Regions from separate parts of the Homo sapiens genome. Here region 1 is linked to region 2. The links are chromatin loops, found by intact Hi-C in ENCODE. Cell type or tissue: psoas muscle. All regions are shown on one strand. Each heading gives the region's core, and the rest is flanking DNA. Links, peaks and the distances in the headings are about the cores only.

What was found. Peaks named below come from ENCODE experiments on the same cell type or tissue, not always from the same donor. Only the 100,000 strongest peaks of a DNase experiment are listed, where the experiment ranks them.
Region 1: a loop joins it to region 2, with 2.4 times the contacts of the local background. A loop is called at or near these places in 1 of 110 quality-filtered maps.

What each region holds. Positions count from the first base shown.
Region 1 is chr9:68,798,621-68,814,179 of GRCh38, forward strand. All of the region lies in intron 2 of PIP5K1B (phosphatidylinositol-4-phosphate 5-kinase type 1 beta), which reads left to right. Among named protein-coding and RNA genes, the nearest start is that of PABIR1, 26 kb to the left of the region's middle. In psoas muscle, for the core only: no CTCF peak of the experiment used is centred there; no DNase peak of the experiment used is centred there.
Region 2 is chr9:68,968,949-68,984,507 of GRCh38, forward strand. All of the region lies in intron 14 of PIP5K1B (phosphatidylinositol-4-phosphate 5-kinase type 1 beta), which reads left to right. It overlaps LOC101927069 (a long non-coding RNA gene), which reads right to left and starts at 6,893. Exons shown (of 3, transcript NR_110647.1): 1 at 6,716-6,893. RefSeq lists an enhancer at 685-979. In psoas muscle, for the core only: no CTCF peak of the experiment used is centred there; no DNase peak of the experiment used is centred there; H3K4me3 peaks cover 583 bases.

The DNA of each region.
Region 1 (15,559 bases), core at 4,901-7,400, 170 kb before region 2:
CATAGCATCAGATAAGCATGGAGAGCTAGGCAGGCAACAGACCACACGGGGTCTTATAGGGCAAGATCAGAAGTCTAGATTTTATTCTAATGCCATAAGAAGACATTAAAGGGTTTTACACAAGGCCTAACCTGAACTGATTTCTTTTTTAAGACCATTATTGCCTTGTGGAGAATGGGAGCAGGAAGATCAAGTAGGAGGATGTTATATTAGTCTAGGCAAGAGATATTGGTGACTGGGCTGAGGTGTAGCAATTAGGATGGAGAACAAAAGATGGTTTTGAGAAATCAGCAAGATTTGGGAGAGGGCATACTAAGGAGAAAGAGAGAGAAATCAAGAATGACTGATTTTTGTAAATGAAGTTTACTGACTTGAGTAAAAATGGGAATGAAGTGACATTGAATGAGATGGGAAAGTTTGCAGGGGCAGAAATAAAGAGGTGTTTGAGTTTTGTTTAGGACCTATCTCTAATATGTTTTTGAGGATTCTAAAGGGAGCTGTCAGTTGGCTATATAAGTTCAAAGCTAGGGAAATCTGGATGCAGCTAAAATTATATTTGAGATAAGCACACCTTCCATCAATATGTTGGCTGTAATTTTAAAAAGCATTTGGAGTATACTTGAAAATACTGAAACTCTCTATCTGTAGTACATACCTTCTGTTCATCAGTGACTAATTTTAGGGTACACAACAGTTGTGCAAAAGAATGAAGTCCTCTTAGTTGCACTTCTTATCAAAATCCCAATGGTATTGTTTTATAGAAATAGAAAAAAATTAAATTCATATGGAACCACAAAGGAGCCCAAATAGCCAAAGCAATCTTGAGAAAGAAGAGCAAAGTTGAAGGCATCACACTTCCTAACTTCAAAATATATTACAAGCCACAGTAAACAAAAGAGTATGGCACTCTCATAAAAATAGACATATAGGCCAATAAAATAGAATAGAGGCCCCAGAAATGAACCCATACATATACAATCAATTGATCTTCAACGGGAGTGCTAAGAATACACAATAGGGAAAGATAGTACCTTCAACAAAGGGTGTTGGGAAAACTGGATATCCATATGTGAAAGAATGAAACTGGACTTTTATATCAGACGCAAAACCAACTCAAGATGGATGAATGACTTAAAAATAATACCTGAAACTGTGAAACTCCTAGGAGAAAAGCTAGGGGAAAGGCTTCATGACATTGGTTTTGGCAGCAATTTCCTGGATATGACACCAAAATCACAGGCAACAAGAGCAAAAGTGGACAGATAGGACTAGGACAATATCAAACTCAAGAGCAAAGGAAATGATCAACAGAATGAAAAGGCAACTCATGGAATGAGAGAAAATATTAACAAACTATACATCTGAAAAGGGGTTAATATTCAAAATATATAGGGAACCCCTACAACCCAATAGCAAAAGAAAAAATAAGGAGCCTGATTGAAAAATAGGCAAAGGACTTAAATAGATATTTTTCCAAAGAAAACATACATGAGCCTGGCCTTCCCATATCAGGTTCCTTAGAGAAACTGAAAATAGTGATGGTGAAGGGGCTGGTGGAGATACCTGTGGGCAGCAGGTGCCCGGTTTGGGCCAGTGAGTGAGGAGAAGCCTCACACACAGCATGTGGTATGTGGCTACCATTTTTTCTCTTGCTTAGGCCCTGCAAATGTTGGGGGTAGACCTTGCCTTTCGAATGCAATAGTCCTTGAGGTTTGTACCATGCTTTTCATCCAGCATCTAGACAGGGCCTGCACATGCACAGGTGTTTGTTAAATGGATGAGTAATCCAGTTTTCCTTGTTTTCTGTGGCATGGGGAAGAAACATGGGTTGCTTGAAGTACCTTGGGTTCAACAGACCTCACCATTTCCTTCTTACTGATGTAAGAAGGCCTTGAAGACCCATCCCAGTCAGTCATCCATGGATAGCATCTATGTCAAGAGGATGTCGGGCCTTTATGTGTGATTCTATAGTTAGTGCAGTGCACAATGGGGCTCCACTGAAGGGTAGATGGAGGCTGATTTCCAACCTGTTCTCAGCTGCCACGCTCTGTATCTGCTGTTGAAAAGGGGCCTTTTTCTTTGCAGGGTTAAGTCTGCCCAGAGGTGGTATCTTTTTCTCATTTTTCTGCAAGGGCATAGGCATTTGCTAAATCAGAAAGGTTGCCTTTTTGTCATTCAAACAAAGGTGTCCTAGGCTTCCCAAGGTCATATTTGGGTACCCTTGCTCCAAATTCTCCATGACTGTTAAGTTCTTGAGGAACTTGAGCTGTAAGCACTCCAAGTGTTGGAATACTTTGAGCAGTTGTCTCCCTGTGCTTGCATCTCTTCTCCCCCTCATATAGAAATCCCAGATAGGAAAAGTGTCGATCCAAGTTGCAGGCTTCCATGTCCATTCCTAGGGCTCTCAGGCCTCGCTGAGTCAGCACCTGCTACTACCACACAGGTGGATTGGTCCATAGATATTTTAACCCATTGCTCTGTTCCCAGATGCCCCTGCCTTCCTTCTGATAAGGCAAATTTAATTTGTGTGTGTGAGGAGGGGATGGAGAGGGTGCTTTGCTTGAGCCAGGATATAGTCCTTTATATTCTGCTGAAAATTCTCAAAGGAGGGCTATCCAAGGGAAAATAACAAGCCCGGGCATGAGAGAACTTAGAATTCCAGGGATACTTAGCGGTATTAACACTAGGAAAAGGGCACATTTTTTTTTTCATATTGGATTGCTAATAATCACAACAATGCTAAATACTTCCTGGATTTCTTTCAGTTGGGCTGAATTTAAGAAGTATAGGTTTATGCTGTTCCTTGATGCTGAGAAAAGAGGGTACATGTAATACTGAGACATCCGCACAGTGGTGGGTGTTGAGGCACCCTGCCAGGTGGGAGAGATTTGAAATATATTCCAAGACTAAAGATTTGGGATTTTTTTCGTACTTTCAAAACCACAGGGATTGACAGAGTTTAATAATAAGATTACAGAGTTACTCCTGTGAATATAATATACCACTTGAAAGAAGTACATTTGGTCAGGCTGGACGGAATCTCATCAAAGAGATAAGGGAAAGTCCGGAAGACACACCTGAGTATGGTCTGAAGCCAAAGAACAGCATGCTCCAAAACAAGCCCAATCTCAGGTTAAGAAGCCTTCATCATTTAGAGTGGCCACCACACGGACTCTCCTTGTTTTGTCTTTTGACTGTTAGGTTGAGTTCTGATGGAATGAATGATGGGGGTTTGCCCCAGCATATTAGCAGCGCATTTCGGCCCTTGTGCCAGTCTGGAAACAGGCGATAGAGAGTGAAGTCAGTGTGTTACCATCACAGAAAACAGCTTAGAAAAAGATACCCCACCAGATAAATAATGGGCATCTCTGGATGAGAAGATTGATGGCTCCTTTTATTTTCTTTGTGATTTTCTGTCTCTTTCTCATATTTCTAAAATAGATATGAGTTGCATTTATAATGATTTTTAAAGTTATTCCAAAAGAGAAACTATTCAAAGAAACTGAAACTTTATGGAATGAACCTGGAATAGCAAGAAAAGATATCTTATGGAAGTATTCGAAATACTAAATTGATAGCCATCCTTAGTTTTTCATGTCAGTTTGATGCTTGAACATTCCTTGATTATCCAGTGCTAAAAGGAGGAAGAAAACATTTATGAAGCATCTACTTAATGTGTAAGGACTTAAAAAATGAGACATCCTTTCTGAACTCAAGGTAGCTTATCTAAGAACAACAGAAATACGCATATATGCATTAAACTTTCCATTTTTGTGTCTATTCATGTGCCAGGCACTGTGATGGATAGAAAATGGATGGATGGATGGATGGATGGATGGATAGACAGAGGTTATTGCCCTCAAGGGGCCAATAGTGTACTAGAAAGAGAAGAAATTTAAACTGAGGATTACAATATAGTCAGTAAGTGTCACAATAGAGTTAGTCCCAGAGCACGTGAGTACAGAGAAGAAACGCTGCCCTTTGCCTCAGGAGGGGTAGGAGAGGATTCATACGAGGAAGTCATGCCTGAGCTGCATCTTGGAGGACAAAGAGCACTCAGCCTGAGAGTGAAGGGGATGTGCCAGGCATTGAAGTGTGTGCAAAGGTAAGATGCAAAGAGAACCACGCATTCTGAGAGCTGACAGTCATCCCATGTGGCTGCAGTTGTGTTGGGGTGAGCTGGGAGGAGATATGAGAGTCGTGAGAGGTCATACGCTGTGCCAAAACCTCTGAGGTTTGCCCTGAAGCAGTGGGAAGCCCTTGCAGGATTTTAAAGAAGGAGAGTGGTTAGACAGATTTGCATATAGAAAAGTCCCTTTAGCAATGTTGTTCACCAACAAGGCAGACTAATTAGGAGGCTAGGGCAGCAATCTGTGTTAGAAATGATGAGATCTCAATTAAGTTTGTATAAGGGAAAATGCAGAGAAAGACTCAGAGTCAAGGAACATCAAGGAGATTGATTGGAAAGAGCTTAATTGATAGGTTGTGGGGAGGATGTATTGAGGAGGAATTGGGATGGCCCCTTGATTTCAGGCTTGGACAACTGGGTGCTAATGGTGGCATTCTTTGAGCTGGATGGGATACGATAAACTGCAATTGAAGCATTTTAAATTTATAGTGCCTGCGAGATACTATAGAAACCCTAAAAGCAGCTGGGAATATAAATCTTGAGCTCAAGAAAGTCTGGGCTCAAAGAGTTATTTGGGAGTCATCACAAGTAGGTTGCAGTTAAACCCATTGGTGATGGAAGAGATTATTCAGAAGCAGTGAGAAGAAAAGAATTCGGAAGACCATGAGGAACAGGAACATTTAAGAAACAGTCAAAAAAGGTGGAAGCCTGCCAGAGAGCCCAAGAAAAAGTGTTCAGAGAAGTGGAGGAAAGCCAGGCATACCAGGAAGGGAAAACCAGGCATATATGGAGGCCCTGCTCATGCTGTCTCCCAAGTTCATCATCCGTGGAAGAAAGGGCAAAGAGCAAATGCCAAGTGGCAGACATGCACTTCCCAACTGAGTTTGCCTCTAACAAGTCTCTCTGGATGTAAATGTCTGTCGATACCTCACTGCTAGAATGTCTAGGAATACAAGTTTCTTGTTTGTTTAACTGGGAACATTACCTTCCTAAATAAAGCTATGATCCTGTTAATAAAGCACATGGGGAAAAGGGATTTGGGGTATTTGGGGTAGGCAAATGACAGTGTTGGCCACTTCAGGTAGCCAAGGGAAGAGGGACAGTCAGTGAAGGAGGACTGGTCATTCATCAGTTCAACACAGATTTGAGAGCCTGCTGTGTGCAAGGTATTCAGTGTCCGTGCTTCAGAGAAGTTGAGGAAGGTCATGAATGAAATGACTGCTTGGGTGAAGCAATGAGGAATCCACCTTTGAACTTGGGGTGGTTGTCCAGGAGGCCGGATTGCTGTGCCTCCATGAGCGTGTGGAGGGGTGGGGGTGAAGATGGAGAATGGACAACAGTCTTTTGAGGAGTTGACTTTGAGCATAAAGGGAGTGGGATGATGCCGCAGCCAGGAGGGAGCATCAAGGTGAAGAAGAGGTTTCAGGAGCCAGGAGGAAGGGTCTCAGGAAGGAGTTCACATGCTCATATTCTCAGGGTGAAGAGCCAGATGAGGGAAAGTAGTCGATTCAGGAAAAAGAGTATCTGATAAAGCTCCAGACAGGTATGTGTTGTGGGGAGCGGAGAACATACCTTAGCTGTGCATCAGAGAGGGACAAAGATGGGTATGGGCGTTCATAGTTTACAGGTGGGAAGGCAGGAAACAAAGGGCCCACCATTCCTCGGGGAGGCAGGGGGCAGGTAGCGGACTTAAGGAAATAAGCGAAGTCTTCAAATAGGCAGTATTAGCAGAGAGGTTAAGAGCCACTTTGGAACTGGACAGTCTGTGCATTCCCATCCTGGCTCCAACTGTATGACCTTGGGCAAGTTATTTATATATTTTATTCTTCTAGTTTTCAATTTTTTTTTTTTTTTTTTTGAGAGACAGGGTCTCACTCTGTCATTCAGGATGGAGCGCAGTGGCATGATCATAGCTCACTGCAGCTTTGAACTCCTGAGTTCAAGTGATCCTCCAGCCTTGACCTCCCAAAGCACTGGAACTACAGGTGTGCACCACTTCACCCAGCTAGAGGCAAGTTATTTAACCTCTCTGTTGCCTTCGTTTTCCTCTGCAACCAAGCAATGAGGATAATAACAGAAACCTGTTACTTGGAGTTGTTGGAAGAATTAAATGAGTTAATTCATGTAGTACTTGTCTGAGTGCCTGGCACAAAGGAGTGTTTCATATGCATTGGCTGTGATAATGATTATTTATAGGACAGAGAGCACATGCAGTCCAGGGTCACCTAAACGCCTAACTGGTCCAGAATGCAAGTGCGTTGGCTGAGGGCTGTGAGGGCACAGCAGATGAAGCATTGCATTCTTCAAGGAAGTCCTCAGGGGGAGGCATTTGAGATTGGCACAGCCCTGGAGAGGCTAGCTCAAGTAGAACAAACACTGTTGGTGCAGGCAAGAGGCTGTCAGAGCACCTGCCACATTTGCAGAGGAAGGAGCCCTCTGACACTTGAGAGGGAGCATGTGGGGCGCAGGGGGCCCTGTGTGTAGAGGCTCCTTCACCTCAAGGGTGGGAAGAATGGTGGAGGAGCGGCCAGAGATGAGGGTGAGCATCACACTTTGCAAGGCCTCGAATACCTGGAGTTTCTTCTGTAGCCACGAGAAGGTTGGGAGCAGGGCAATGAGGGTCCACTCTGTCCTGTGGTGCTCCTTCTGGTGAGAGTAGCTAAAAATAGTCATCACAATGCTGAGTGCAGGGACTGCGTATGGTGTGCCAGGAACATTGGAGTGCTGTAAATCTTGGACATTACTAACGACTGCCCTGTGAGAGAGGTACTGTTATTTGTTTTATTTTTCAGATGAGGAAACTGAGGCACACAGAGGTTAAGCCACTTGAGGATTCCATACAGCTGGTGTGCGGCAGAGTCAATAGTGAAGCTGGGCAGTGTTGTGACACCAGAGCCTCTTCCTGTGACCACCGAGCTGTCATCACCTGTCACATTAGGGTGTGGCTCTCCAGAGGGGGTAGTGACAAGTGGAGATTGGAGCAATGACCTCTGCTAGGCTTATGGCAGCTTATTGATAAAACATTTTCTGTCTTAGTCAAGGAGAGTTTGGCTGTAAGGACTAGAAACTCCTGCAAAGAACTCAAGTGAATGCTGAATGGATTGTGAAGATACAGGGGCGCTCCCAGAACCCAGTTGCTTGCTAGGGAGTATGGCTAGACATTACACAGCTGGAGAGTTGTCAGGCTGTAGCAGTATCTCTGTCTGTCTGGAAACACAGGGCCTTCTCTGTGCATCTTTCCACAGTCTGATTAAATTGCAGCTTTCCTAGTTTCACTCTCCCAGGACCTTGGCTAGCCCTGACCCTACCTGACCTGAAAAGTCACTTGACTCACTCAGTCCCTGTGTTGTAGATAAAGTTCTTGCTTTGGATAATCTGCTGGTTTAGCCTAGTTCAAGTGTCCCTCCTTGGTTCCTTCTGCAGCTGGGATAAAGGTGGCACAGGTTATGACCAGGCAGGGAGAAAGCTGCTCTGAGAACTCCATGATCTTCAGTGGTTAGTGAAGCTTGCACGCCTTGCCATCTTGACTTAACTGCTAACCCTGCACTCCTCAGTCCCTGGCTTTGCTCAGGTTCTGACAGTGTTTTTGTTGTAAACATCTTGTGGGGCTCCTTCCTTTCAGCCTGCAGCTCTGCCCTGGTCTTTCAGGTCTTCATCCTCATGACTATTGCAGCAGGCTCTAGAGTCACCCTTCAAATCTGGTTTTCGCTTCCCATTTTATCTCGCCTTCTTTTAAGCAATATTATTTTTACAATTTTTATTGGCCTCCTATTCAGAAGCCTTCAGCAGATGTTCCTTAATTTGTCACATTCATGGCTGTCTCCCAGGGCCATCTAGCCCGCCGCTAATCATCCTCTTCCCTTGAATTCCCATCGTATCAGCACAGGATAATTTTCTCTTACCAGACATGCCATGGCCCTTCCCTTCTCCACGCCTGCTCCTTCCCTCCTGCTCTGACATCTCTCATCCATGACTTAAGAATGCTGACTGTAGACCCTGACTCTAGACCACAGTCACCTCCCTCTCCTCTGAACTCCTTTTAGTTTTGATTCTCTAGGGAAATTGTTGGTTTGTTGAAAGCAGCTGCCTGCCCAGTGTGTCTTGAACCTGCACACAGCCAAGCACATGTCAAACACTTGGAAAATTTAATATTCAGTGATTAGTGGCTGATTTATTATCTCTTTTGGCCTTGGTTTTTTTTTTTTTTTTTGCTTTTTAATTTTTTATTACATATTAAAGAACATTCCATATAAGCTCTCTGACTGTGATGATTGAATACTTGTTAGAGGCAAAGCCAAGTAAAAGTATTAACTCTAATCCTGTTAAAGACTTTCCCATTATTACATGTGCTTGAGTTTTGGCTTCTCTTTTGTGTGCCTTGAGAACAGGGACCATCTCATTCATCTTGTATACCTCAAAGTACCTCACATAAAGACATCCGGGAATACATGTTTGAGTAAATGAATACCCTCCTCATTGAAGAATAGATCTTAAGTGGTCATTTCATGACTGCTTCTATCTAGGCATTTACATTTGTGCCTAGTTTGAAACCACTTTCATTGCTTGTTACGAATTAAGCTTATTCACCCAAACTACAGAAAGGCTTTTAAAAATTTTTTCCTTTGGACAAAATTTGTCTCCTGCTCAGTCCTTTTCTGCCCATAACAGCATTGGCCATCCCCTGCAATGATTGTATTTATTTAACAGTTCTTCCTGCTTCCCTGCTATGGCCTTTCAGACTTCCCCACAGGCACAGAGCCCCCAGACACCTGGCAGGGTAACTATCAGCTGTTCTTTGTATTTGGGGCATATAGGGGATCTGTGTGGCTTTGGTTTCTCAATAGAAAATGACATAAACGCAGAAATACTTTGCAGGCTGCTACAGGAACAAAGGCAAACAGACTTGTTTGTTTGTTTCTGAGACCAAACATTTTTCTGCCAATCAAAACTGGTTTTATTTGCATATAGTGTATCATAAATTGTTGTAATAATTGAATAATTCCCAAGGCATGTACTCTTAGGAAAAAAAGAGGAAAATAGCTTAGAAATAAAATGTGGACAAAAAGCATAAGCTGGTGAATGAAAAATGAGAAATATTGCCATGTAGTAAAGATATAATATTGTGAAGTCTACCCAGTATCAAATGTATGGTAAAAACTAGGGAAGAGGCTGGCACAGTGGCTCACACCTGTAATCCCAGCACTTTGGGAAGCCAAGGCAGGCAGATCCCTTGAGGTCAGGAGTTCGAGACCAGCTTGGCCAACATGGCAAAACCCTGTCTGTACCAAAAATACAAAAATTAGCCTGGCGTGGTGGTGTGCATCTGTAATATTAGCTACTCAGGAGGCTGAGGCGGGAGAGTCACTTGAGCCTGGGAGGCAGAGGTTGCAGTGAGCAGCGATCATGCCACTGCACTCCAGCCTGGGTGACAGAGCAAGATTCTGTCTCAAAAACAAAACAAAACAAAAGGGGAAGAAAAAATGTAAGCAAGTTATAGAGGCAAGAAGTTCAACTATGTGAGATTATTTGTGATTATCCCAGATGTGACTGGGAAGAGATAGAAAAGTAACAGTGTTAGTTAAATCTCCATGGATTCTTTGCCTCCATGCCAAATATCATGACTATCTAACTAATTACTCCCCCCGACTCCCAGCTTCCCCACCACCCCGACACTATCACCAGATACACACAGATACATACTATGTCTTTGTATATGTAAAATGAAAATCATTGCAGGACATCATGCAGTAGCAGTGTTTTTCATGAAAGGCTGTGAGTTACATTGGTCTGAAAGCAACACATCCGTCATGGCTGTTTTCACTGGCGACTTTCTTCTGTCTAATGTTTGCAATGAAGGCTTGGCTTGAAAAGGCTTATGAATTCTTTTAGCACAACCTTTGTTGGGAAAATGAATTACAAGTGGTTCATTTGATGCTGATCCTTTTGTCATTGCCATTTATAGCTATTCTGTTTATTCACTTTGGGAGAGCCATTCTGAGAATTGATGAATGTGTTTTATGAGAGAATATAAGAGCCCTGCAATTTGTTTTGATTGGTCTCCATTTGGATTCATAGCGAGCAGGTGCCATCGTTTGGAATTGGTTTTGGCAGTGGCTTGGTTATATAAATATTAGATACATGAAGTGAAACCTCATTTAAATTATTTTCATCAGTAAGAATAGGAGAGCTTTACATTGAATGTAAGACACCATAGTTCTATTTTTACAGCTTCTAAGCATACAAATGTGTAACATACCATATGTCTGAACATATGTATGTAGAAGTGGCCTCCATTGTACAAATATTTAACATACAGATTTTCTGCATTTCTTTGAGAGTTTATGCAAATATTCTTTAAAAAACTCTAAGCCTATAGTTTCTTAATATAAGAATTTTTTCTGGTCTGAAAAATACAGGCATTTCTGCTTTGGAAACTATGTTAAGGATTGTTTCAGTTTGGTGTTTTTTTTGTTGTTTAAGCCTCAGAAAATAACCCAGCACATTTTAAACCTTTGCTTTCTCCTGCTTTTTGTTGTTGTTGTTGTTACTGTTGTTTTTGTTGCCAAACCCACATTAAAAAAAATACCACGCCTCTTTGTAAGGGCTCTAGAAGAAGAACTATAATACTTCCTATCTTCCCAGCAAAACTGTTTACCAGGCTGACGTTTTCCTAAGAATAGCTCCCTAGGTTTTCATGAATCCATATAAATTTCCACACATTTGTTTTTTATTCTGGCACAAAATTTAAGAGGGACTTACGATCATAGGTGGAAGGAGCAATGAGGAAGTCTGTTGGTAACCCTTTAGGTAACATCCTAAACCTCGGGCTACTTGCGGGCAAATTGTTAAAATGCAGGACTCATGATCTCTGAGTACACCCATGAAAATTTAAATACCCTTCACGGTGCTGGGTCTTTTTGTAAGCAAGCCAACACGGTGCCCAGACTCTTTTCCACCCTCTAGCTCTCAACCTTATGTCCCCAGCAAACGGCTCTAAGTCCAATTTCAGTGTTCTTCATAAGTGAAGCTTTCCATGAGCCCCACAGGCTGACTTATGCAGTTCCTCCTCCAAAAACCCAGAGTAAAGGACATGCCACATTGTAAATTGTAGCCACTGCAATGCCTGTCTCTCCTGCTAATAGGATTCCTTTGAAGACGAGTACCTGTCCTTGTCATTATGGCCCCGGGCCTAGCTTACTGCCTGACATGTTATGCTCCATAAATGTTCATTGAATGAATGAAAGAGTGAATTTATTTGGTGTTAGGTAATAAAAATGAATTCAAAAGAGCATAAATAAAACAAAAATGATTGACTTTAACATGCAGGTGTGACCAAGGCCCAAATTATCTTCCAATTGCTTTGTCTTTCGGGAAATGCGCTAGGAAATGTTAACATACACAGCCTGAATGGCATGAAAATATTTGAATATGGCTATCCTATTGGAAGCCCAATTCCCATAGGGCAAGTTGCACTCATAATGACCAAATAATCAATGAGTCCTCTCCTCATTCCAAAGAGGATTTGAAGTGAGGCCCTACCTAAGAAACTTGGCAGAGGCACCAAAACAAAAGCACTATCTAATGGAGTTAGCGCAATTCATAATCGAAGAGAAGTGGACAGCAGCAGAGATGGACATGAAACCCAGGCCTTCGGAGGCCTATCCCAGCGTTCTTCCAATTCATTCTTGTTGCTTCACTTTATCAGTGTTTAATAAAGTGTTTGTTTTTATGGGAAGATGAGTAAGGACTCGTGGCTAGTGTCCCTTAACCTCTTGTGTCTACAGATTGGCCTACTTAGTTAAGTGATTAGGTAATTAGCAATTCTCCCACTTATTTGGCCATGTATGAGAAGCAAACTCATCTGTGGCAAATTAAAAATACTGAGTTTTATGGCCCTAGTTGGGGAATTAGAGGTTGAAAGGGTTGCTTCTGACTCACATATGGCCCCCAGGCACAATATATCTAAAACTTTCGGTAACTATAGAGTTTTAAAAAGCTCCTCTACCACCTTTTCAATTAAGACATGCCCTCTGGGTTGAGGCTTACTGATGTAGAACAAGTTTTATAGGAAAAAATTATGTAAATTAATATAATTGGCTAACCTTTTGATTGCACTTACAAATTGAAAAATGCGGTGCAATATTGATTAGACAATCTTCTCATTGTTTTTAAGTAGGAGAAAACAAGTAAAAGAGAGAGGTGTATGGTGGAAAGAGCATTAGTTTTGAAGTCAGACAACCCTGGATCAAATCTCAGCCCTACCACTTGACTGGACTCCAGGAAAATCATCCCAAGTCACAACCTCGCTCCTCTCCTTCCTCCTAGACTTAATGCAGGGGCTGCAGTAGACCCTGACTACTTGGTAGTGATCTATTTAAGCTCTTAACGGATTCCCAGAGCTATAACAATAGAAACGTGTGTACCAGTTCCTAGCCTACCTCCCAATCCACATTTCCATTGAGAATCATGTTTCTCAGGCTTATTCCCCTACTGCTTTCCCACTTTCATTATACTTTCTGTTTTGTTTTATGGCCCATCATTGGGTCGTTTGTCCTTAGAGCCATTCCTTACTCTTCCTGTGTTCTGTATCACAGGGAAGTCATCCCATATAGGATGCATTTCTCAGGCTTCCTATGGGCTCAGATGCTTTTCATGAGGTTGGTCTCTGGGAGCCATAGACAGGGATTGGCGGGTAGAAGGTAGATGAGAAAAACCAGGATGTTCTCCCCCAACCTGTGTGTCTTAGGTGGCATCTCCAATAGTGACTGTCTTCTCCATGCTTCTAAACATACCCCTCCTACTGCAGTTCCAACTTCTGCCAGTCAACCCCCGTCCTGATGTTCTGACCCCAGCTGACCTCTGCTTTTGAGGTCTGTTAACACCACCTTCTCTTGTGCCTGCAGCCCTAAAAGCAATAGTGGCATCATGTTGATTGTGATCTGTTTCATCACCATCTCTTGCTTAGCTTTTCAGTTCACCCATCACTTTTATAACCAATTCCATGTATTAAATATCCCCTCTTTAATATACCCAAAGTGGTTTCTGTTTTCCCTAATAGACCCTGAAAGCAATCCTGAAGTGATAAACTCTCTTTATTGCCTTTTCTGGTCACAGTAGCTTAGATGATCCCAAGCCTGTGAAGCGTGCTGAAAATACTGACTCCCTAGGTCTACCACGCAGAGGTAGTGATTCCCTGGTTTCAGTGTGTGGCCCCAGAAGCTGAATTTTCAAAAAGCTTCCCTGGTGGTTGTAATGCCCAGCACTGATTTAGAGAATGGCAAAGCCAGGCTGAGATGGAGGTGCGTGGGGTGGGAATGGATGGTTGCTAGGTTCATTCACCAACTAAGGGCGTCACTTTTACAAACCAGCCTCACAGCAAGAGAGCCCAGCTCAGCAAAATTAAAATGACTGCATCCCATGGACTTTATAGGACACTTACAAGTGTCAAAATAGCACATGTTAAATTGGGGAGTGCCAACGGATTCTTTGAAGAATAAATGAAATCACATATGTGGCAGCATTTCACACATCGTAGTTGCTCAATACATGATCTTCCCTTCTCTCAAATTGAGTGAAAACATAGAACTATAGAAAGCTATGAAATAGTATAAATTATTTATTCCTTAAGGTCACAGAATCCAGATACTAAATACCAGAAATAATAGATAAGTAACTACATAGTCAAAAAAAAGTCATTGTCTGGCACATATTATTGCTCACTGAGCTGGTGCTAAACAGTCCAATCATATGACACCATAGGTTAGCTCTCTTTCATATCAGAAATAATTTTTGAAAATAAGTTTTAACTAGGACTCTTGTGTCAGATTACATAGTAACATCTTCTAAGGAGACATGAACCTTGTGAGTATGTCCTTACTTGGCCATTGGAATTTCTGCATTCCAGGCTCTTGCCAGAGACTACAACTTTGAGTACTCCACTGTCCAATTCTTATCAAAAGACTGGTTAGGAGAAATAATATTCATGGAGGACTGCCTGAAAGATATGCAGCCTGTTCATTCCTCATTGAGATAACCTAAATTCTATTTGTGGTTTAAGTCAGGTTATCACATAGCTTCCTATTTGGATCTCCACGTATTTACTTCTTGTCAGTTTCTCTTTACTGGGGAAGATGAATGAAAAAAGGCACATCTATCATTATGGAATTTTGAACAATGTTAAAAGAGAAGACCCTCAGAGGTTTCCAGACAGAGAAAACCAGCATGCTTCTAGCGCAGGGAGCATCAGACTAACATGAAACTACTCATCTACAAAGTGGGAAGTAAGCAGTAAGCAATACAGTATTTACAGAGAGATGGGACAAAAGACCTGTGAGCCAAGAATCCTGCATTGGCCAAGAGCTCTATTCCTACATAAGTGCAAAAGGAAGACATTTCTGGACATGGAGTTACTCAGACTGGGCCATCTACATGCCACTTCTGAGAATTGAATCAGGACATAGGTGTCAAGGTAGGAGGAGATGAAGAGCCAAAGAGAGAGTGATGAGCAATGAACGTTGCAAAACTTATGGTCAAGTCTAAATAAATGATCATAATGTGACTACGAAGTCCAAATTGTTCATTAAGATTTCTTAAAGTGGAAGAGACGTGTTGACTATGAGGAGATATTTAGTAGCTTAGAGTGGAGCAGGCAATGAAAGAGTAAAAATATTCCAAGTATCTCTACCTATGGACAAGAAAGAGAAAAGAGATGTCATGGATTGGGTTCTCTGGAAGCAAGCACTGGCACACAGTTTTGGTTGCAAGATTCTTAGTAGGAATTAACACCCGTGTATTATGTTCCCTAGAAAGATATGTTGAAGTCCTAATTTTCAGTACCTGTGCATGTGACCTTATTTGGAAATAGGGTCTTTGCAAATATAATCAAGTTAAGATGAGTTCATGAGGGTGAGCTCTAACCTAGTATAACTGGTGTTCTTATAAGAAGAGGAAAATGCCACATGAAGAGGGAGACACATGGAGAGAAGCGCTAAATGGTGACAGAGGCCAGGGCTGGAGTAACACAGTGGCAAGCCAAGGGACTCCAAGAAAGATGGCTACCACCAGAAGCTAAAAAGTAGCAAGGAAGAATTCAATCGAGTCTCAGAGGGAGCATGGCCCTGCCAGTACTTTATTTTGGACTTCTAGCCTCCAGAACTGTGGGAAAATAAATCTCTGTCATTTGAAGCCACCCAGACTGTCGTACTTTGTAGCGACAGCCCTAGGAAACTGATAAAACCTGTAAAAAGATGAGGGAAGGCGCACAAAATGAAAGTCCCACGCAAGACACACAAAGCCTGGGCCACCTTGATGGGGAGCTGGAGGAAGAGTGCCACCGTGCCACTCAGTCACAAGAGGTGACTGCCCCAGGAAGGCCATGACCTAGGCTAAACTGGCTCCCTGCAGAGGCATGCAGTAAGGCAGTCTTCCCTT
Region 2 (15,559 bases), core at 4,559-7,058:
TATTTACTATCCAGACAAACCTGGGTTGGAAACCTGTGTCTTTGGGCACAGTGCGTAGCTTCTGAGGGCCTCATGTGCTTCATGTGTGCAACTGGGATGTTAATACCTACCCTGATGGGTTGTTAAAACTGTAAATGAGGCCGGGCGCGGTGGCTCATGCCTGTAATCCCAGCACTTTGGGAGGCCGAGGAGGGCAGATCACGAGGCCAGGAGATCGAGACCATCCTGGCTAACACAGTGAAACCCCGTCTCTACTAAAAACACAAAAAATTAGCCGGGCATGGTGGCGGGCACCTGTAGTCCCGGCTACTCGGGAGGCTGAGGCAGGAGAATGGCGTGAACCCAGGAGCCGGGGCTTGCAGTGAGCCGAGATCACGCCACTGCACTCCAGCCTGGGCAACAGAGCGAGACTCCACCTCAAAAAAAAAAAAAAAAAAAAAACTGTAAATGAGATAATGTATGTGGCAGGCTCAGAGCCTCAATCAAGGGAAGCTATTACTATTATTAGGGGTGCTGATTGTGTCATCATTTGATCGCAGGCACAGTATGCTTGGAAATGTAGAATTTTTTATTCAACAGTACTAGGGGAAGAAAAAAAAACACAGACTCAGATTTTTAAAACAAGACTTTGCCATTTATAAGAAATTGCTAGAAGGCAGAAGAAAAATGCTCACCAGCCCAGAGTCTAGGACCACCCATTTTCTTAATAGGTCAACATTGTGAGATATCTTCTGTACCTGAGCACATCCTCCCACCCGAGGCCCTTCCGGGAATTGCTTTATGATCTACCGGAAAGAGAGCCCTGTTCTCATAAGTAAACAAACTTCAGTGGGGAAGACTGATAATAAACATTGAAGAAAGGTCAAATATACATTTGGAAACAAGGGGAATCAGTGTTTGTTCAGAAGAACAAAAGAGAATGTGACTTTAGAAAATCCGTAAAAGGGTCTTAATGGCTGTTCAAGTGAGTAACATTGAGGACATATTTGTTGAATTTCTAATTCATAGGACATGAAATTTTTTTAGTTGTGGAGGTTGGATTTTTTCATTAAAAAAATAGCCCTTACTTACCCCAACACCCTTACTTTAGAAATTGGAAAACCAGGGTGCATAGAAGTGACATTACTTACTTAACATCACACAGATAGGTAGTAGCAGAATCAAGACCAGAATCTAGTTCCTCAACTCTGAATCCAGTGACTTTTCCATTGACATGTTCTTAAATGTTATAAAGGATGATGGTAACTTTCTAAAATCATTGACTGATAAAATCTAAAATTGTTTAAAGGAGCATGTGTTTTTCCTTAAATTGCTTCTCACTGAAACTCTGTGCCATCCAGAATTATAGCTAGGGTTAATTACATGTTGTCAAGACCAGGCACTACGCCAAGTCTTTTAGATGCGTATTCATTGTGTACTTGTAACAGGATTGGCCTAAGCTTTGATGATTACCACTAGGGTTTGGTTGTTCCTGGCAATTAGTAGGAAATTGTCCTACCCAAGCAATATGCATGCAGTCATCTGAGATAATCTTTCCCACAATATGTGGAAAAGTGTTGGTAAGGCAGAGTAGGTTGTGAATACCAAGATGGATGGAACTTTTGTTCACCCAACTGTGAACTTTATTCCCTCACTATATATCGTATTCCATACACGATGGTGTGTACCCTTTTTCAGGTTTCCATTTTTAGAATTGAAGAAAATGGGCTGTTGCTTTCAAAAATCATGTTCATTTAAATTGTGTTTTTACTCTCTGTTAAGAAATCACATATAAACATATGGATTTGAGCACCCCCTGCGATTTTTCTGGGGTCCCACCAGGATCTGTGGCTGCCTAACTGATATCCACCTCTCCAGCATGTTGCCAGCAGCCACAGTGACTCCAATGGAAGCAGCAACTTCAAAATATTATGCTAAAATTGGCTCCTAATGTTTTCCTCTTGCCTTCATGCAGTAGCATGCCAGAGCCCACATCTTCTTGCTTGCTAGAGTCAAATTTTGCAAGCCAGTTGTTAAGAACAGCGATTTTTATTATTTATGTATTTATTTATTGATTTATTTATTTTATTATACTTTAAGTTCTGGGATACGTATGCAGAACGTGCAGGTTTGTTACATAGGTATACATGTGCCATGGTGGTTTGCTGCACCCCTCAACCCGTCATCTCCATTAGGTAATTCTCCTAATGATAGAGTGCCCCCCACTCCCCGACAGGCCCCAGTGTATGATGTTCCCTTCCCTGTGCCCATATGTTCTCATTATTCAATTCCCACTTACGAGTGAGAACATGCAGTGTTTGGTTTTCTGTTCTTGTGTTAGTTTGCTGAGAATGATGGCTTCCAGCTTCATCAATGTCCCTGCAAAGGACATAAACTCACTCTTTTTTGTGGCTACATAGTATTCCATGGTGTATATGTACCACATTTTCTTTATCTAGTCTATCATTGATGGGCATTTCGGTTGGTTCCAATTATTTGCTATTGTGAATAGTGCTGCAATAAACATACTTGTGCGTGTGTCTTTATAGTAGAATCGTTTATAATCCTTATGGTATATACCCAGTAATGGGATTTCTGGGTCAAATGGTATTTCTAGTTCTAGATCCTTGAGGAACTGCCACACTCTCTTCCACAATGGTTGAACTAGTTTACAGTCCCACCAGCAGTGTAAAAGCATTCCTATTTCTCCACATCCTCTCCAGCATCTGTTGTTTCCTGACATTTTAATGATCGCCATTCTAACTGGCGTGAGATGGTATCTCATTGTGGTTTTGATTTGCATTTCTCTAATGACGTGATGATGAGCTTTTTTTCATGTTTGTTGGCTGCATAAATGTCTTCTTTTGAAAAGTGTCTGTTCATATCCTTTGCCCACTTTTTGATGGGGTTGTTTTTTCTTGTAAATTTGTTTAAGTTCCTTGTAGATTCTGGATATTAGCCCTTTGTTAGATGGATAGATTGCAAAAATTTTCTTCCATTCTGTAGGTTGCCTGTTCACTCTGATGATAGTTTCTTTTGCTATGCAGGAGCTCTTTAGTTTAATTAGATCTCATTTGTCAGTTTTGGCTTTTGTTGCCATTGCTTTTGGTGTTTTAGTCATTAAGTCTTTGCCCATGTCTATGTCCTGAATGGTAATGCCTAGGTTTTCTTCTAGGGTTTTTATTGTTTTAGGTCTTATGTTTAAATCTTTAGTCCATCTTGAGTTAATTTTTGTATAAGGTGTAAGGAAGGGGTCCAGTTTCAGTTTTCTGCATATGGCTAGCCAGTTTTCCCAACACCATTTATTAAATAGGGAATCCTTTCTTCATTGCTTGTTTTTGTCAGGTTTGTCAAAGATCAGATGGTTGTAGATGTGTGGTGTTGTTTCTGAGGCCTCTGTTCTGTTCCATTGGTGTATATATCTGTTTTTGTACCAGTACCATGAAGAACAGCCATTTGATTGTTAATAATGGGCGATCGAGGCGGGTGGATCACCTGAGGTCAGGAGTTCAAGACCAGCCCGGCTAACGTGGTAAAACCCCGTCTCTACAAAAAATACAAAAATTAGCTGGGTGTGGTGGTGTGTGCCTGTAGTCCCAGTTACTTGGGAGCGTAAGGCAGGAGAATCACTTGAACCTGGGAGGCAGAGGTTGTAGTGAGCTAAGATCATACCACTACACTCCATCCTGAGCGACAGAGCAAGCAAGACTTTGTCTGAAAAAATAAAAATATAAGTATAAAAACTTTATGTACATACATATGTGCACATGGGTTTTTTTCCTAAATGCTGGTTGTTAAGCCTTTACTTGTACACAACTCCTTCTGAGCCAGTCAAGTCTATAACATGTGTTTCTTTATATAATTATCTTCAACAATAATACTAATAACTAAAATGTATTGAACACAAGGGACAGATTTTATAACAGTCAGCCTCACTGAATTCTCCCAAATGCTCCAGGGACCAGGAGACAATGAGGAGGGTAAATTCAGGCACCTCCAGCATGAGCAAGGACATCTAATAGGTGCCTTCCGAAGGCAAGCAGATGGTAGACACTTGCACATGTTATTATTTACATCAACCCTGTTGTAAATAACGAGAGTGATTTTTATCACTGTGATAGGGATAAAGAACAAGCTCAGAAAGATAAAGTGACTGCCCAAGCAAGCCCCAGCTAAGTAATGCTGGTTAGAAGGGGAGACCACAAGGCAAGAACTAAAGCCTTCCAGTGCCTGCTCCCGCAACAGCTCAGACGTAATACAACAACCTCATCTGTTGCAGTGAACTCCAGCCTGGGCGACAGAGCGAGACTCCATCTCAAAATAATAAAATAAAATAAAACAAACACATTAACAAGAAAAAAAAATCTAAGGAGAGGCTGTAGATATGTAGATACATCAATGATAAATATTTTGAGAGCATTTTTAGTAATAGCCATTAAGAAATTTTATGTAAATAGGATTTAGATATACCTATGAAAGATAGACATTATCCAAAATAACTAAAGCTTAAATGGGACTCTGAAAATGGATAATTTAGACTTTTTAAGAGGAGGTCAAAAACATAGGAAAAGGGTATATAGTTTCAGTGACAGCTTGTAAACATTAATATTTGTATTTACAAATGGCTAAGCACATTAATACATAACAAGAAGTCAGGTCTATAAACAGTGTAAAATTATGGGGAGCGTATTTGTGGTTCTTAACCAAGGGCCTAATCATTTATTAGTTTACATATATGTGCTTTCTGGAAGGTAGGATTTATTCAGTGTGATGTGGTAAATGGTTACATATCTGACCTAAGGGTGGAATTCAGAGCTCCTGAACACCAGCCAGGCCCCAGCCTCCTAAGCCAGAATGCTAACCCCTACAGACAGTCTAAACACTAGCACCAAGCCAGGAGGCACAGGCAGGGCCTTCAGCAGTGCCCTTTGACCCATATGTTACTCAACAATTTTTTTCGGGGTAGGGGAGACAGGGTCTCACACTGTCACCCAAGCTGGAGCACAGTGGCCTGATCTTGGCTCACTGCAACCTTCACCTCCCGGGCTCAAGCGATCCTCCCACCTCAGCTTCCCAAGTAGCTGGAACTACAGGCGTGTGCCACCATGCCTGGCTAATTTTTTGTAGAAATGGGGTTCCACCCTGTTGCCCAGGCTGGTTTCAAACTCCTGGACTCAAGAAATCCTCCCATCTCGGCCTCCCAAAGTGCTGGGATTACAGGTGTGAGTCACCACACCCAGCCTTCCTCTTCATTCTTGCTAAGATGGATCATTCTGGTCCTCAGTCATTCTTAGAAGCATACTATGCCATTTCTAGACTGCACATCTCACTGCTTTACCATTTCTCTAAGCCAGCATTTCTTAAAGTATAGGCTCTAGAATCACCTGCTTCAGAAACAAGTTGTTTAAAATGCAGCTTCCTGTTGTCAATTCTAATGCACATTAAAGCTTGAGAACCACTATTTAAGCAATTGGAGTGTTACTAATGTCAGATTCTAACACGCCTAGCCTTGATCCTTAACTTATAGGAAGGGTTTGGGTATATAAAAGAACCACTGCCAGAGATTACTAAAGCTGTACCATGATTTAGAAACCAGAACAAGTATGTCTATCCCTAAACTGCTTACGTTCCTAGTGACTCAGGACAGGTGTCGACCTGTATAGCAGAGACCAGTAGCTTCTGTGACATTTTCTGATTAGTCAGATCAGAACTTGTAATTCGTTTGGTGTCAGCCTAGCCACGAATGAGAGAACTTTCCTGTCATTCTGCACCTCTTTGAAGCTAGCAAGGACAGAAAGTCAATTCTGCTTATGATTTTCCAATAGCTCTGAACAGTTATAATTACAGTGTACATCTGTGAGAGCGAAGCTGCTTTTCTAATCTGTTTTCATATTATTTTTTCAGCAGCTTCTGCAGACCTAATAGTAATTTGGGTTTTGACTGAAGGATACCACTTACATGCTGAGGGTGCTCATTTCAACCCTGTGTGTTTTTAGCACATTGACATGGTGACAACCTGAGTAGAGTCTGAAAGCTAAGGCACAAACACTATCTAGCAATTCCTGGTCACTAATAAAGGTTTAAAAAATGTTTGTTGGATTTTACTGAAGAAGGGCCTTGCTTTTTGTTCTGGGTTTTTGTTTGTTAGGTTGGCTGGTTTTGAGACAGTTTTGCTGTGTCACCCAGGCTGGAGTGCAGTGGCACGATCACAGCTCGCTGCAGCCTCAGCCTTGTGAACTCAAGCAGCCCTCCCACCCCAGCCTCCCAAGTGGCTGGGACTATAGGTGTGTGCCAGCATGCCCAGCTAATGTTTATATTTTTTGTAGAGACAGGGTTTCGCCATTTTCCCCAGGCTGGTCTCAAACTCCTGGACTCAAATAATCTACCTGCCTTAGCCTCCCAAAGTGCTGGGATTACAGGCATGAGCCACTGCACCCAGCCACGTCTTACTTTTTAAAGACAGAAAATGTAGTGTTTAGCAAGAAATATGAATTGTACTTTTTTTCAGTTGCCTAAAATATAAACTTCCTAAAAGTTAAGGTGTTTATTTATGAATGCATGTCAGTGAGAAGTTCTTTTTTCCCAAGGTGGTGTTATGGAGGGAAAGTCAGTGAGTCAGCCTATTTGCCGAGGCCAGCTTGTCCTTCAGGCATTTATACCACCAGTATTAGTTTGCTAAGCTGCCCTTACAAAGTACCATGAACTGGATGGCTTAAACAACAGAAATTTGTCTCACCGTTCTGGAGGCCAGGAGTTTGAAATCCAGGTATCAGCAGGGTTTTCCCTCTGAGGTTGTGAAGAAGAATCTGTTCCATACCTCTCTGCTAGCTTCTGGTGGTGTGCTGGCCGTCTTTGACATTCCTTGGCTTGTAAATCTCTGCCTTTATCTTCCATGGAGCTTTCCTTGTGTATTTGTGTCTCTATGTCCAAACTTCCCCTTTTTATAAGAACACCAGTCATACCGAAGTAGGACACACCCTATTCCACTATGACCTCATCTTAACTAATTATGTCTGCAACAAACTCATTCCCAAATAGGGTCACATTCTGAGGTACTGGGGGCTAGGACTTAAACATATGAATTTTAGGGAGATGCAATTCAACCCATAACAACATGGCTCTGAATAAAGCTTTGTTTTTCTGAGTAATTTTTGTTTGTTTGAATCTGACAGCAGCAAGTATAGAGATTGCAGAGTATCTGGCAGCAAACCACTATCCATGGGAATTATGCCATTGAGGTGTAGTACAGAGAAATAATAGTGCTTAGGCCAGGAATTGTTTCCTGTTCACTGTGTCTTAAACCTTTATTGGTTCCATTAGCTTACACAGCAAAAGGCATTTCCAATTCAGCATATTTTATTTCCAGTATGCCACTCTGATCTCAAACTTTAGTTAGAGAAGACCAACTAAGGCTAAGAATCAAAACTTTTGGAAGCTAGCAAGACCTGATCAAATCCAAACTCCTGATTTTTACAGAGAAGGGAACTGTGGAGTACAGGAAAATTCAATGTCTTACCCAAATACAGTACTCACAGCTACTTAGTGCCATGTTGCTACCACAACCCCACTACCCTGCCTCTTGCTGTAGCTCCTTCTTTCACATATTGTACTGCTCCTCTGAGCCACAGGGGCCATCGGTGCCCTATGACAGTGGTCCCCAACCCTTTTGGCACCAGGGACCAGTTTTGTGGAAGACAATTTTTCCATGGATTGGACGGCAGAGTAGGGATGGTTTCAGAATGAAACTGTTCTGCCTCAGATCATCAGGCATTAGATTCTCATGAGAAACACAAAACCTAGATCCCTCTCATGAGCAGTTCACAATGGAGTTCATGCTCCTTTGAGAATCTAATGCCACCACTGATTACTGCCTAAGGCAGAGCTTAGGCAGTAATGCTCACTCACCCACCACTCACCTCCTGCTGTGCGGCCTGGTTCCTAGCGGGCCACAGACCAGTAACAGTCTATGGCCTGGGGGTTGGGGACCCCTGCCCTATGATTCAAAAGGTCCCAATTCCTGTTGCCTTCATGGTGCTTTTCTCTAGCTAGAGAACACAGTCAACCCTGTTTTCAATGTGTGCTGTCTACCTGGGAATGTTTCATGGATGGCCCATACTGCCATTTTTTAAATCTACCTAAGCCTCACCTCTGGGATCTACCTAAATATATTCTCTCTTAATTCCATGGATATGAGCTCTAGGAAGGGAACTAATTATAATGTTAGACTCTGCCACATATGAACAGTAAAACACATTGTCCTAGAGAGCAGAAGCCATCCAGTATTGTGAAGCTTAATAGAAATTACTTTGATGGGCCTAGCATGGTGGCTCACGGCTGTAATCCCAGCACTTTGGGAGGCCAAGGCGAGCAGATCACCTGAGGTTGGGAGTTGGAGACTAGCCTGGCCAACCTGGGGAAATCCCATCTCTACTAAAAATATAAAAAATTAGCCAGGTGTGGTGGTGCTTGCCTGTAATCCCAGCTACCTGGGAGGCTGAGGCACAAACATCGCTTGAACCCGGGAGGCAGAGGTTGCAGTGAGCTGAGATTGGGCTACTGCACTCCAGCCTGGGTGATAGAGCAAGACTTTGTCTCAAAAAAAGAAAGAGAAATTACTTTGATGGTGAAGGTTTTTATTTTGGTTTGCTGTTGTTGTTGTCTTGGATGTTATTTTGGTGGCGTATTTTTTTGCATTTATATATTTCATAATCATATAATTATTGGCTTCTTTTTTTTTTTTTTTTCGAGACGGAGTCTCGCTCTGTTGTCCAGGCTGGGGTACAGTGGCATGGTCTCGGCTCACTGGAACCTCTGCCTCCCAGGTTGAAGCGATTCTCCTGCCTCAGCCTCCCGAGTAGCTGGGATTACAGGTGTGTACCACCACACCCAGCTAATTTTTTGTATTTTTAGTAGAGATGTGGTTTCACCCCAGGCTGGTCTCGAACTCCTGACCTTGTGATCCACCCACCTTGGCCTCCCAAAGTGCTGGGATTACAGGCGTGAGCCACCGCGCCTGGCCTATTGGCTTCTTTTTAACATTTATTATTAATATATATCTCCTCAACTTTTGGGGGTTTTTAGGGTTTTTCCCCAGCTTTATTGAGGTATACTTAACAAATAAAAATTATATATATTTAAGGTGATACATTGTAAAATGATTACCACATCAAGCCAATTAACATATCTATCACCTCACGTGGTTATATCTTTTGTGTGGTGAGAACCCTTAAGATCAACTCTTCTAGCAAATCTCAAGTACACAATACGTGATTATTAACTATGGTCACCACACTGTGCCTCAGATCTCCAGAACTTCCTCATCTGGCATACATTTTGGCCAACACCTCCTCACTTCCTCTTCTTTCCACCAGTAACTATCATTCTAGTCTCTGCTTTTATGAGTTCAGCTTTCTTAGATTTTACAAATGAGTTCATGCAGTGTTTGGCTTTTTGCGTCTGGCGTATTTCATTTAGCATAATGTCCTCCAGGTTCATCCATGTTATTGCAAATGGCAGAATTTCCTTCTTTTTTAAGGATGAATACTCTTCCTTTGTATATGTATACCACATTTGCTTTAACCATTCATCAGATAAGGCACACTTAGGTTGTTGCCCCAACTTTTTGGGAAGCTCCCTAAGTTGGTGTTCTGACCATGTCTGCTTACTTTTTGGTTTAAGCCCAGCACTTGGAATGAAGTAGGCACTCAGTATACATTTGAATGGATGATTGGTAGTTTTGTAGGGAGAAAAGCAGATACTGTTTATTATGCTGACAGTTCATTATTAAAGTAAAATTTATATATAGTAAAAATGCAGAAATCTTTGTAGTTCCATAAATTTTGAAAAATATGTACCCAAGTTACCATCACCCAGATCAAGATAAAGAACATTCCCCCATCCCACCAGCAAGTTCCCTTCTGCCCCTTCTTAGACGTGACCCGAAGGGCTTTTCTCCTTCGTTTTTTCCTGGAAGCTTTCTACGTTTAACTTTCACATTTTGTCGGTGATCCATCTCAAATTAATTTCTGTATATGATATGAGTAGGGGTGTCGAAGGTTTCTGTTGTTGTGCTTTAACAACTATTCCTTGTTCCTTTGATGAAATCAAATAATCAAGACTTGTATATAGAAATAGATTTGTCATTGGGAAATGGATCTCTGTATCTCTTTTTCTCTTTTATAATTGAACCATGGTTGCTGGGGATAACTTAGAAACACAGGAAAGGGCTAATTTTCTGCAGTGATTGGATGGCTCAAGGCAATATGTGTAGGACAGGTTACTCCAGTCAGACCTACGTTCAAATCCAAATGCCACCAGAGGTGAGACAAGATAGTCTTAATACTCAAATGTACAAAATAAATAGCCAGAGACCTCACCTAACAGGGTTCTTTTTAATGAGTAAATGAAATAACATGTGTAATACAGTCATCACAGTATAAACATCACAGTCAACGATGCCTGCTAGCTTTACACCTGTGCTTGTGTGTGTACATGTTGGGGTATGATATTGGAAAGAAAAACAAATCTCATAGCGATATACGGTGAAAAAGGTCCCTGAACTTGGATGAGGGTTCCTCTTTAAAAAGGAGGAACCCTTTTTATATTTATATCCTATCACACACAGAGTCACTCCCCTCAAAGGGAGAGGAGGCCCTCTTCTCACCTCTGAGGCTGCTCATGGCAGGAGCTCAGTCACTGCCAGTTCTCTGAGCCATTGTGGCTTCTGTCCTCACAATGAATAAACCTGGAAACACACTGTTTGAGTCTCTTCCTGCCTATGGGTTCTAAGTGCTGCTGTCTGAGCTGTGCCTGCAGCAGGCTTCCTGCTTCTGGTGCTCACTGCGGGGAGGGGAGCCATCGGTTGATACCAGGAGAGAGCCTGCTGCTCTGCTGCCTTCATTAGAAACAGGCAGTCTCCTTGTCTAAAAATAGCAAAAGTGGGAGAGTGGGGAAGAGCAGCAGCCATGCTCAGGGCTGAAAGTGAGAAAGGCAGAAACAAGCAGATCTCTGAAAGCCTCCTGTATGGTGGCAGGCGGCTAAGCATTCTGGGTGCAGTGACTGTGGTCAAAGCTTTTCTACTTCCCTGGGTCCGTGTTGGGGGGTTTTGTAGATGTGTCCACACACTCAGCCAAGGGCTGAGCATGAAGGAGCCGCTCTGTCCTGGCAGGAGCATGAGATGTGCCACACGCTGATACTGTCCAGGCTGCAGCAGGAGCGCTAGTGCTAGTGCTTGAGAATTTCCACACCCTGTAGTATCCTCACCCACTCCCTGCCCCAACCAAAGGTGAGCTTTTTCCCAGTGGGGCACAAGGTGTTGGTTTGACCATCACTTCAGAAGCGCCTGGGTCACGCTGGAATGGGCTTGCCCTTAAGCAGAGTGTGGCTCTGGTACTAAACAAGTCTTTGCAGCCATTAAGTGAGACCAGGCTGTATTTGTGGGTGTTCTCTGCAGGTAGAGCTTTCCTGTCTACATTTGTTATCAGTTAATGTTCTGGTAGCTAAACTAAGAGCAGAAAAGGAATTCTTTCCAAGGTCTTACGATAAATCTGTCTATGCAAGCAGACCTCATCAAAGCCCCATGAAAACAGGCAGAGTCTCAGAGGTAAGAGTCCTGTTGATACTCCTGTTTGCTTATCCCAAAGAGCTTTACCCTCTCTTGGCCTTTCTTTCTCTTGTACTATCCAAACTGATCCTCTTGCTGGCCTTGTGAGATGGGCTGGGCATCTTTCCCACCCACAGATGAGGAACCAGGAGCTCAGTGTCATAACTTGCCCAGCATTGTAACCAGTAATCAGAGACGCAGAGCTTGTATCAAGGCCTCTGCCCTTCGCCTGGATATTCTCTGAGGTTTCTTCCCCACATGACAGTTTCTGAAGGGCAAAAACCTCCTAACATGAAGCAGCCTAAAATGTGGCATGAATTTAAGCAAACTTAGGGGGCAAAAAAAAGACTCCATTTAACTTTGATTTGGGAAACATTTTTCTTTGCATGACCCAGCAATTATGACTCTGAACCCAGAGAGGGAAATATAACCCTAACTCACTGTTGGCCAGGCAGTATACAATATTTATATAGTCACAATACTATAAACTCTATGTGTCAATTTTCTAATTTTAGAGCCAATCTGTGGACAAAGAGGGAGCAATTTTGTTATAGCTGCAAGATAGGATATAAATATGAACAGCCCTGACAAAGTAGAGATAAAAGTTGTTCGGTGTTTTTTAAGTGTGTCTAATATAAAGTGAGAGGGGAAAGCAGGGACAAAGATGAAATAATGTGGGGAGTTAAAGGATACGGTGTGTGGTTGATGGAATAAAAAAGCTCACTAGGTATGTTATTTACAGTTACAAAATAAAATATAAATAGCAAATGTTGGAAGAAGACACAGGGTAGAAGAGGGTAAATGTCCCTCATAGTGAATCAATGGATGCTACCTTAGGTTAAGAATCTTTTAACCCCTGATTCATCAAAAGACATGAAGGGAATCGCCAGAAAATATTAAAAGAGAAATCCCAAAAAGGGCTGCTGCCCCTAGGGAATGGCGGAGGGTGGGGGTGGGGAGGGCAGGAGGTTGTTGCTTTTCATCAGAAGTCATCTGTGTTGTGTGCTTTATTATGATGTTTATTACTTCGATTAAAACAAATTGAGGCAGTGAGAGAATGACTTTTAAAAGACAAAAACTGTGGATAGTACCATATGTTCCCTCAACAAATGCTCTCATGAGAATTAGCTATAAAACACTCATTAGGTCTGCAAACAGAAATCAGAGTGTTCCAGGCTATAAAATTATCAATGACTGTTTTCAGCAGTCCAGCCAGGCTAATGCTCTCCAATGAAGCCAAACTAATGTTGCTGATAACCAAAAGAATCTTTTTTTTTTTTTCTGTAAATGACAGAGGCCTGTGTGGCATCAGGGTGCCATTAACGTTTTCTCCTAGAGAGACAGCCAGGAAGAAAAATCGCTCCTCCTGTACTGCTCTCACCTGTGAGAAGTTTATGACTTGTTCGGAGAGCAGAGCACAGAGCCCGGGAAGAGTACTGGCAGTTTCTGTGTTTTTACAAGGGAAGAACATAGCTGAGTAGATTAACAGTTTCCTGTGTGGCTTGTTGCAAATTACATGCAATTAGCCCTCAGACAGCCTGAATCGAGAGAATTGTGGCAAAACTTGATGGTGCAGAACCTAGGCAGGCAGCCAGACTCCTAAACCCAGTCACGTAAATTTGCTGCTGTAACTGGATCTTCCCAAGCCACAAGTCTGAGAAATGGTGGGCACTCTGACCTGACCACTAGATTTTCAGGATATTCCTCCTAAGAGAGGTATCCTTGCTTCTAAGTGACCCCTAAAACAGAACCTAGGAAACTCTCAGCCAGATAAATTAGAAATTGATTCTAAATAGGCTTGTGCCCAGGAAATCAACAATGCAGTAAAAATATCAGGACAAAAGCAAGAATACTTCCCAAAGTCAGAACTGAGGAGCAATGAATATTAAATTGATCAATGGCATAGACATTTAAATGAAAATCCTTTTTTTAAATGTATATTACTGGCCAGGCACGGTGGCTCACGCCTGTAATCCCAGCACTCTGGGAGGCTGAGGTGGGTGGATCGCCCAAGGCCAGGAGTTCAAGACCAGCCTGGCCAACATGGTGAAACCCCATCTCTACTAAAAATACAAAAAAAAAAGTAGTTGGGCATGGTGGTGCGCACCTGTAGTCCCAGCTACTTGAGAGGCTGAAGCAGGAGAATCGCTTAAGCCCGGGAGGTGGAGGTTGCAGTGAGCCAAGATTGCACCACTGCACTCAAGCCTGGGTGACAGCGAGACTCCATCTCAAAAAAAAAAAAATTATATTACCTTTACTGCTTGGGGCATCTTCAAGAGAAGACTTTGCTGTAGACTATGGATGCATTTATTTGAATTAGATGACTTATTCTTGCGTTATCTCCTTACTCTTTTGATAATTACATTTCATTATTTTTTAAGCCACAATGGACATGCACATACATACTCCTGCATACAGTTTATAGGTTCTTGAGCCTAGGTAAGACTTTATGTCCTATGTGAAACATTTCTTGATTAGGAAAGTTACACCTTTCTCTTCAGTAGTGCATATAACCTTTACTAATCTCTCTTTGCTAAAAATAATGTGACAGTGTTAAACTGAAATATTTTTAGTATCTGTTTTGGCTGAGGCCCAAAACAAAAGTAAATGTGAGACTATAGCACTTGCAAAGGTCAAAACTGGTTTTTGAATGGCAGAAAATCAGCTCTACAGCCCTCAGCTGACTACCCACCTCCAGCCTTTAAAAGAGGTTATTGAGGCCAAGAAAAGAGTGGCAGTTAGAATGTGATCTTTAGAGAGAACTGTTGATCAGAGGTGTCTGTCCCCACCCAGGGACACTTGGGAGGGCTTGATAAGTGTCCTGTGGAGGATGTGGCTCATGCCTGAGATCCTATGATGGCAGAGCAAGGAGAGTTTGCTGTTTGGAGTTGGCTTCTGCTACTCACTTCCTATCTTTTTTCTGTGTGTGTGTTTTTTTTTTCTCCTTAGCACTTTTGACCAACATAATACATATTTTAAATACTTATCTCATTGTCTGTCTTCTTTAATACTATGTAAGTTCCATCAGGCACAGACTTTTAAAATTTGATCTCTGTATTCTAGGTGCTAGAATCCATTCTAGGTGCAGTGTGCATACATGGATACTCAATAACTATTTGCAGCTGGGAGCAGTAGTAGCTCATGCCTGTAATGGCAGTGCATTACAGGCCTGTGTGGCTTGTTGCAAATTGTGTGCAATTAGCCCTCAGACAGTCTGAATCGAGAGAACTGTGGCAAAACTTAATGGTGCAGCACATCGGCAGGCAGCCAGACTCTTAAACTCTTGGCCTTTGGGATGATAACTTGAGCCCAGGAGTTTGACACCAGCCTTGGCAATATAGGGAGACCTCATCTCTACCAAAAAAATTTTAAAAAGAAACACCAGGCATGGTGGCACATGCCTTTAGTCCCAGCTACTTGGGGGCTGAGGCAGGAGGATCATTTGAGCTCAGGAGTCCAAGGCTGCAGCAAGCCAAGATTGCAACACTGCACTCCAGCCTGGATGACAGAGCAATACCCTGTCTCTAAAAAATACAAATTAAATAACTAAATATTTGCATCCTACATTCATTACCACAAATCACTCCAACAACCCTACTCGTTCTGTATTATTATTCTCATTTTACATATGGGAAACTGGAGCTCTTACTCAGAAGGGTTAAGAAACTTACCCAGTATCACATACAACTAAGTCCAAGAGCCAGAATTGAAAGTCAGATTCATCTGATTCCAAAGCTTATGCTCTGCCTGTTAATGCTTTCTCAGCTCAGGTGCCTGTTTCCTGAAAATGTATTCTCATCCTTTTTTGGGTGCTAGGTAGTATCTAATCTAAGATTTTTAGGCAAGTAACATGCCATTCTGTGCTGTGGTCTCACTTGGTAGATCCTGCATAATGAGGATAACAAATAGAAAGATTAATTAATTGGTTATGTAGCTTACACTCAATACCAAGACAATAATAATTTCAGATTATTCAGA